Regions from separate parts of the Mus musculus genome. Here region 1 is linked to region 2. The links are chromatin contacts, found by Hi-C or POLR2A ChIA-PET in ENCODE. All regions are on one chromosome and are shown on one strand. Each heading gives the region's core, a stretch centred on a gene start or an enhancer-like site at or near the end of the contact. The rest is flanking DNA. Distances are from core to core; before and after follow the strand shown.

What was found. Hi-C counts contacts between places; a loop is a spot of excess contacts on that map. ChIA-PET counts read pairs that join two places held with the same protein, here RNA polymerase II (POLR2A).
Region 1: a loop to region 2 is called in a map of heart, with 2.5 times the contacts of the local background. The contact joins two enhancer-like sites. A Hi-C loop is called at or near these places in 4 of 37 maps with a recorded cell type or tissue (T-helper 2 cell and heart). POLR2A ChIA-PET finds 5 or more read pairs at or near these places in 3 of 5 experiments (Patski and embryonic stem cell).

Annotation. Positions count from the first base shown.
Region 1 is chr5:113,887,507-113,890,942 of GRCm38, forward strand. All of the region lies in intron 1 of Coro1c (coronin, actin binding protein 1C), which reads right to left. Among named protein-coding and RNA genes, the nearest start is that of Gm42005, 16 kb to the left of the region's middle. Within about 2 kb of position 1,830, at least 1 of the 3 ENCODE cell types and tissues checked has a DNase peak (open chromatin) inside an H3K27ac peak, as active enhancers do; it is heart, where a contact is called at or near this core.
Region 2 is chr5:113,853,515-113,856,699 of GRCm38, forward strand. The region is part of intron 3 of Coro1c (coronin, actin binding protein 1C); the gene reads right to left. Among named protein-coding and RNA genes, the nearest start is that of Gm52824, 13 kb to the left of the region's middle. Within about 2 kb of position 1,622, at least 1 of the 3 ENCODE cell types and tissues checked has a DNase peak (open chromatin) inside an H3K27ac peak, as active enhancers do; it is heart, where a contact is called at or near this core.

The DNA of each region.
Region 1 (3,436 bases), core at 580-3,079, 34 kb after region 2:
GCTGGGATAACACACTGGTGACCCCGTGCCAGGGATCCATGCTGGCCAGAGCCAGTTCTGGGGGACTGTCAAAAAAAGGAAGAAAAAAAAAGGCAGGGAAAAACGCCCAAGAATGGCCCCCCTGAAAACACACATGCACCTGCACACTCACATGCACACACATACGTACACAAAACTATTTAAAAGGATAGCGTAGTTGAGCCATTGAGCAAATTAAGGAAAGGCTCAAAAGATTTCACAACAGATCCAAGCAGGAGACAGTGTAAATATGTCTTTTGTTTTTTTAAAGATTTATTTATTATATGTAAGTACTCTGTAGTTGTCTTCAGACACACCAGAAGAGGGCGTCAGATCTCATTACAGACGGTTGTGAGCCACCATGTGGTTGCTGGGATTTGAACTCAGGACCTCTGGAAGAACAATCAGTGCTCTTAACCGCTGAGCCATCTCACCAGCCCGTAAATATGTCTTTTAATTCCCACAAAATCTAGCTGGTGCACACCTTTAGGTCCCAGAACTTCAGAGGCAGAGGCAGGTGGATTTCTGAGTTCAAGGAATGCCTGGTCTACATGGTAACTTCCAGACCACCAAAGATTCTATGGTAAGACCCTGGACTTATGCACAGATGTGACGGCACTGAAAGAGGAAAAACAACAAAATACAAAAGCCAGATGTGGTATCACTCACCTGTAACCTAGCACTTGAAAGGCAAAGGCAAGATTAGGCTATCCTTGGTCACAAAGCAAACTTGATGTTAGCTTGGGTTACCTGACATGCCTGCAAGTTTTATGTTAATTATGGATATTTGAGAGGAAGGAACCTCAATAGAGAAAATGGCTTCCAGAGGACAGGGCTGTGTGCAAGAACATTTTCTTAGTGATCAATGGGGGAGGGCCCAGCCATTGTGGGAGGGGCAATCCCTGGGCAGGTGGTTCTGGGTTCTATAAGAAAGCAGGCTGAGCAAGCCATATGGAAGGAGCAAGGCAGTAAGCAGCACCCTCCATGGCCTCTGCATCAGCTCCCGCCCCCAGGTTCCTGCCCTGCTTGAGCTCCTGTCCTGGCTTCAATGATGAACTGTGACGTGGAAGTTCAAGCAAAAATCCCTTTCCTCCCCAGTTGCTTTGATCACCACATTTCTTCACAGCCAACACAACCCTGCCTATTACACCTGAAGAGCCAGCCAGGAGAGAGAAAGCTTGAGCCCCAGGCCCACGCTAAATGTCCTCTCTAGGGCCGGTGTCAATCTCAGAAACATGGCCATTTGTCTCTCCGCCCTGGTTTCTAGGTATAGCTGAAACCAAGAGAACTGATTACCCGGTAATCCGGGCTTTAATTTTGTTTCTTAGACAGGGTCTCTCTGTGCAGCCCAGGCTAGGACTCACACTTGCAGCCTTCCTGCTCCTGCATCCCAAGGGCTGGGACTTCAAGCCTTGCCACTAGGCTCCCAAGGTAGGTAGGCAGGCGGTATATACCTCAGCTTTGACTCCAAATAAAGGAAAGGTAAACTCTGAAAAGTCCTGTTCATTATACCTAACATGGGGAAACAAGAAACAGATTTGCTTGTGTTGCGGGAAGCATCCTAAGGAAGGAGCAAGACCAACCAGCAGGGACCCCCACGGCTTTGGGCGGCCTCTCCGGCAATGGCTCTGCAAGCCCACAGCAAGCGACATCTCAGGGTTCTGCGGTTACTGCACAGGGAGAACGGTGACGTTTGAGAAGGGAAGACAGAACGACACTGCAGTGGCAGAGAATAAACTGTCCCTGAAGCACCTGAGTAAACGTTCCTCCATCTGTCTCCTCCAGTCTCACTTTAAGAAAAGGCCCACCACCCCAGCGTTTTCCTGTTGACTGAGGCACTGTCTGTCTACAGAGTCACACAGACGTGCTTCTCTGGCCTGTGTGAGAGGAAACACATCCTGAGGGAAATACAGGAAAGCTCCCATCAGCAGAATCCTGCCAGCGGCTCCGCAGACGCCATTCCAGGGCATCAGTGAGGAATGCGCAGAAGACTTCCAACCCCCCCCCCCCCCCCCCCCAGCTAGCAGCAACCTCAGAAAGGCTCCAGAGACTCTGTGAGGGACGGCCAGGCCCCCAAGAAGCTGCTGTTTCCGTGACAGGCACTTTTCAACGCAGACTGGATGTATTATATTAAAAGAACAGTAGGGAGCTAAGAGGTGGCTCAGCAGTTAAGAGCACTGGCTGCTCTCCCAGAGGACTTGGGTTTGACTCCTGGAACCCACATGATCGCTCCCAACTGCCTGTAATTCCAGTTCCAGGGGACCCAACGCCGTCGGCACACAGGCGGTACAAAGACATGTGTATAGGTCAAACATATAAATAAACAGTAAAAACAAACAAACAAACAAACAAAAACTACAAAAAACAAACACAAGAGCAACACAACACAAAACAAAACAAAACAAAAAAACCAGTAAGGTATCAGCTGAGACAAATGTCTTAAACTCTGGAGTCTCTTTTAAGAAGAAATGTAGTGTCTTTTAAGAAGAAATGTAGTGACCCTGTCCACCCACGTGGGACAGATTCCCAAGAGAAGACGATCACAGTACATGCATGAGATTCCTGATGAAACACCGAGTCCGGTGCTCATCACTTCTGGGTAGGAGGTGGCTGGCCTTTAATTTGTCTGTCAATGATTCTCAAAGAAGCTTTATAAATCACACATTTTCACTGCATTCAACACTAACAGTCACAGGAGACATTTAAAGGGAAAAAAAAAAGGCTGTGTGTAGTAGCTCACACCTTTAATCCCAGCACTCTGGGGACAGAGACAGGTGGTTTTTATGTGAGTTCATGATTCAGCCTGGTCTACAAAAGTAGTTCCAAGCCAATCAAGGCCACACATAGTGAGGCATAGTTCAAAAAAACAAGACTTGCCTAACTTAATATAGATTCGTTTTTATGGTTTATGTGTATGGTTGTTTTGTCTGTATATTTGTCTGTGTACCACATGTATGCCTGGCGCCTGAGGTCAGAAGAGGATGCGAGATCCCCTGGAGCTGTAGCTACAGATGGTTGCAAGTCAGTATGTGGGCGCCGGGAATCAAACCCAAGTGCTCAGCAAGAGCAACAAGTGCTCTTAACTGCAGAGTATCCCGTACTCACTAATAAAAACTTTTAGAAAGAGGGCCACCTGCACAGCAAGTTACACACAGGCAGCTCAGCTAAGCCGAGGCTCTGGGGAGTGGTAGGAGGGAGCTGTGCTCTAAGCTTGCTGGACTTGCTAAAGGCAGTCCCGCTGGAGACTGCTGGCTCCCTAACACACATGCAGCAAGCACAGGGTAAGAGTCTGTGTGTTCAGCATATCACGACAGAGAATGCTAAGGACAGTCAAACCCATGAAAGCCTTCAAGTAACTTCTCTCCAGCCAGGGACGTCTGGGCCGACGCAGGTTTCAATTACACAGCCCAAAACAATC
Region 2 (3,185 bases), core at 372-2,871:
ATTGCTAGCACCAAATAAGGAGCCAGCCGTGGCCATGCATGCCTGTGATTCCAGGACTTGCTGAGGCGGGGTGTGGACACAGGGGGACTCAGAGCTTGTGGGCCAGCTGGTGGGCTCCTTATTCAGCAAGGATGTGAATCAGAAGGGGGTGAGGTAGAGAGCAAGAGGGGCAACGCCCAGCCAACATTGTTAGTGCATTTACTGCGTACAGGCACAGACACACCAGCTGACTGACGGTGACAGGCAGAAGGGTTAGCACATCCAGACTGGACACTGTCACAGGGAGGGGAAGGGAAGGACGCGGCCGAGCGGAGGGAAGCAGACTCAGTGATGAACACTGGGAGCTGAGGGCTCTCTGCCTTGTTTCTTGCTTTATTTAGCGTCTTGCTATGTGGCCCAGTCTGGCATCAAATTAAAAACAACCCTCCCACCTCAAATTCAGAGGCAAGACCCCAAGCCTCAGCCATGCACCACGCCAGGCAAAGATGGAGGCTTTCAGAGTCAAGATACAAAACTACTCCCTAAGAACTGTCGCAGGTAAGTGGACTGGGCCTAAGGCCCAGAAGAGCATCACTGCACAGTGTCCGATCCACAAAGAGTGAAGGTTGACACAATTACCCTCTAAAAACCTGGATCCTCTCCAAGAACAGCAAGTGCCCTTTGTGGCCCAGCCATCTCTCAGCCTGACAATCATTATTTTTTGGATCCTCCTGCCTCAGCCTCCCGGGTGATTTGCATACTGTCATAGCTGGATTCCACTTGAAGCAAATAAAACATCTCGTGCAAATCACAGGAAAATAAACCAACCTCCTGAGGCCCAAACCTAGAGGTCACCTGATGTTCCAGCCCAGCTCCCACCATGTGGTGACATCTGCACAGGCAGCTGAGGCCAGAGGAGAAGGGGCGCTGGCACGGGTCTTGCCTAACTCGCCCTGGCACAGGTCTGCTCCCCTGGGAGCAGGGGCCACTGCTCTACTTTCCAGTAGGGCAGCGGAACCTGGCTGAGTATAATCACAACTGCAGCTGAAGAGAACGCACGGGAACAGGGGGATCACTCTGACGAAAGCGTGATGTTGCAGGAACCTTCATGAACGACTCAAGGGGTTGTTGTTTTTTGCTTCTAACAGCAAGTGTGGTAACTCCACGCTCTACCCCCAGGGGTCGCCCTTGCCTCGGCCTGCTTGGATCCCAAGGCCAGCAACAGTGAGCAGGGTGGCGGAGGCGCAGGGTGTCGTCAGAATCTGCACCCTGGGACTCAGGAGCAGCAAGGCTCAAGCACGAGCTTCCATTTCTCTAAACTTCTCCTTCGCCCATGGCTTGCTTCAGTAGAGGGGAAATGTCAATGATGAAAGCAGAACATTTGTTATAGGACAGAATTTTAATTTTTTCTTATTGTGTATTTTATGTACGAGCACTTTGTTTTCATGAACACAGAAGAGGCCACCAGATCCCATCAGATGGCTGTGAGCCACCGTGTGGTTGCTGGGATTTGAACTCAGGACCTTGGGAAGAGCAGTCTTAACAGCCCCATATGCCAGTGTCTTAAGTCAGGCCGGCTGGTGTCTGCAGTGCACGCTGAGCCGACTTGATGGCAGGTAGATGCACTAGACACAGAGACTTAGCTCCTTTCGCCCTGGGTCCATCACACATCTACTGAGGAGCCGCCACAAAGCAGGTAGTAATGGCTTGGAGGCTGAATGGGAAACTGAGCTCTCACAAACTGACACCCAAATACAGACGGTGCTGGAGTCACACAAACACACCCCAAGTGTGGGCCACCCATAGCAGCGCGCTCCACTGCCCTGGGGATGTGCATTGAGGCGGTCTCGGGGTATGCACTGAACCTGGGGTGATGGTGGACGGTGGGCATGCTAACGTGGCGATGTCCACTGTGTCCAATGCTGTGCTGACTGAAAATGCAAGTGTAGTCAGGACCACACCACAGGAGTTGGCTCCATAGGGAGTCTCTGAAGAAACAACTAAGAATGAAAAGAAGCAGGGGAAAGGGAAGAAACAGGGAAATCAAGTAGTCAGTTTCAACAGAAACCCACCAAATGCACAAAGCATCTTCTAAAAATCGAGCAAACAATGCCTGGGAGAGGCTGGCCGAGGGGCGGGGGCAGCAGAGATGTCTGGGAGAGTCTGAGAAACAAAATGTAAAGACACCAGAAGCCGAGTGATGAGAACAGAGCGAGATGTGAGCTGTGGGCCCTGCCACAGGCAGCACGCCTGCCCCCTGCTCCCCCCCCACTTTCTAGTGCTGCAGGCCTACTTACCACTGTCACTAACTGGCTCTCTGCCTGGAGGGGGCCTGCTACTTCTGGTAATGGCCTGTCAATGTCACTGAAGGTCTTGCTTGGGGACACAGAGCAGAGTGCCACTCTATTCTCATTCTTATGCACATGCTGGCAGGCTGGCCTGGGCCTCTGGGGCTGGGATGCTAATTAGCCACGTTAGCACTGAACCCTTAGGTGCTGGGAGCCAAACTCTGTGTTTATACTGAGGGAGCATGGCCTGGCTTACAGAGGGTTCTGGAAAGGTCAACTGAGCTAATGTTCTGCACAGCACTACCCTAATAGGAAGCTGCTCATGGGGAGGAACACAGAGCTACAGCTGGAAGGCCTAGGTTCTGGACACTGCCCTCCTCTTGGCGGCATGAACCTTCTGACAAAACTGTCCTCATCTGAGCCTGCGTTTCCAAGCGATGTGATGCGTCCTGGTCCTGTCTCCTCTGTGCCACTGCAGTGATCCAATACAAACATGCAGATCCAGGCCTTAGACAAGGCCGAGCACACCTCTGCTCTCCTGTGATCACACACACTTTTAGGTTTGAGCCCCAGAACTTCTGAGAGGACTCTGGTCTTGTAGTGAGCTCATTAGTACCCACTTACATCCCACATGTCATGTGTGTGAAAGCTCTTGTTTATGCCTGGGACAATTTGTGCTGATGCTGTCTGTGAGGGTTGGAGAGTTTTTCTCTGTTCCTGTGGTTAAAGACTGGGACCCCAACACCAATCTGCTTTCTCAGAAACACTCACTGAGCAGGGAGGCAGACGTCAGACTCACCCTCCACAGAGGGTCCAGAGCAACACCTCAGCACGGCAGGGACAAGTCTCTATCCTGTCTACTGAAAGAAAAAAGTCTTTGAGTCTCTAAAAATTCTATTGGATGACACATTACCATAG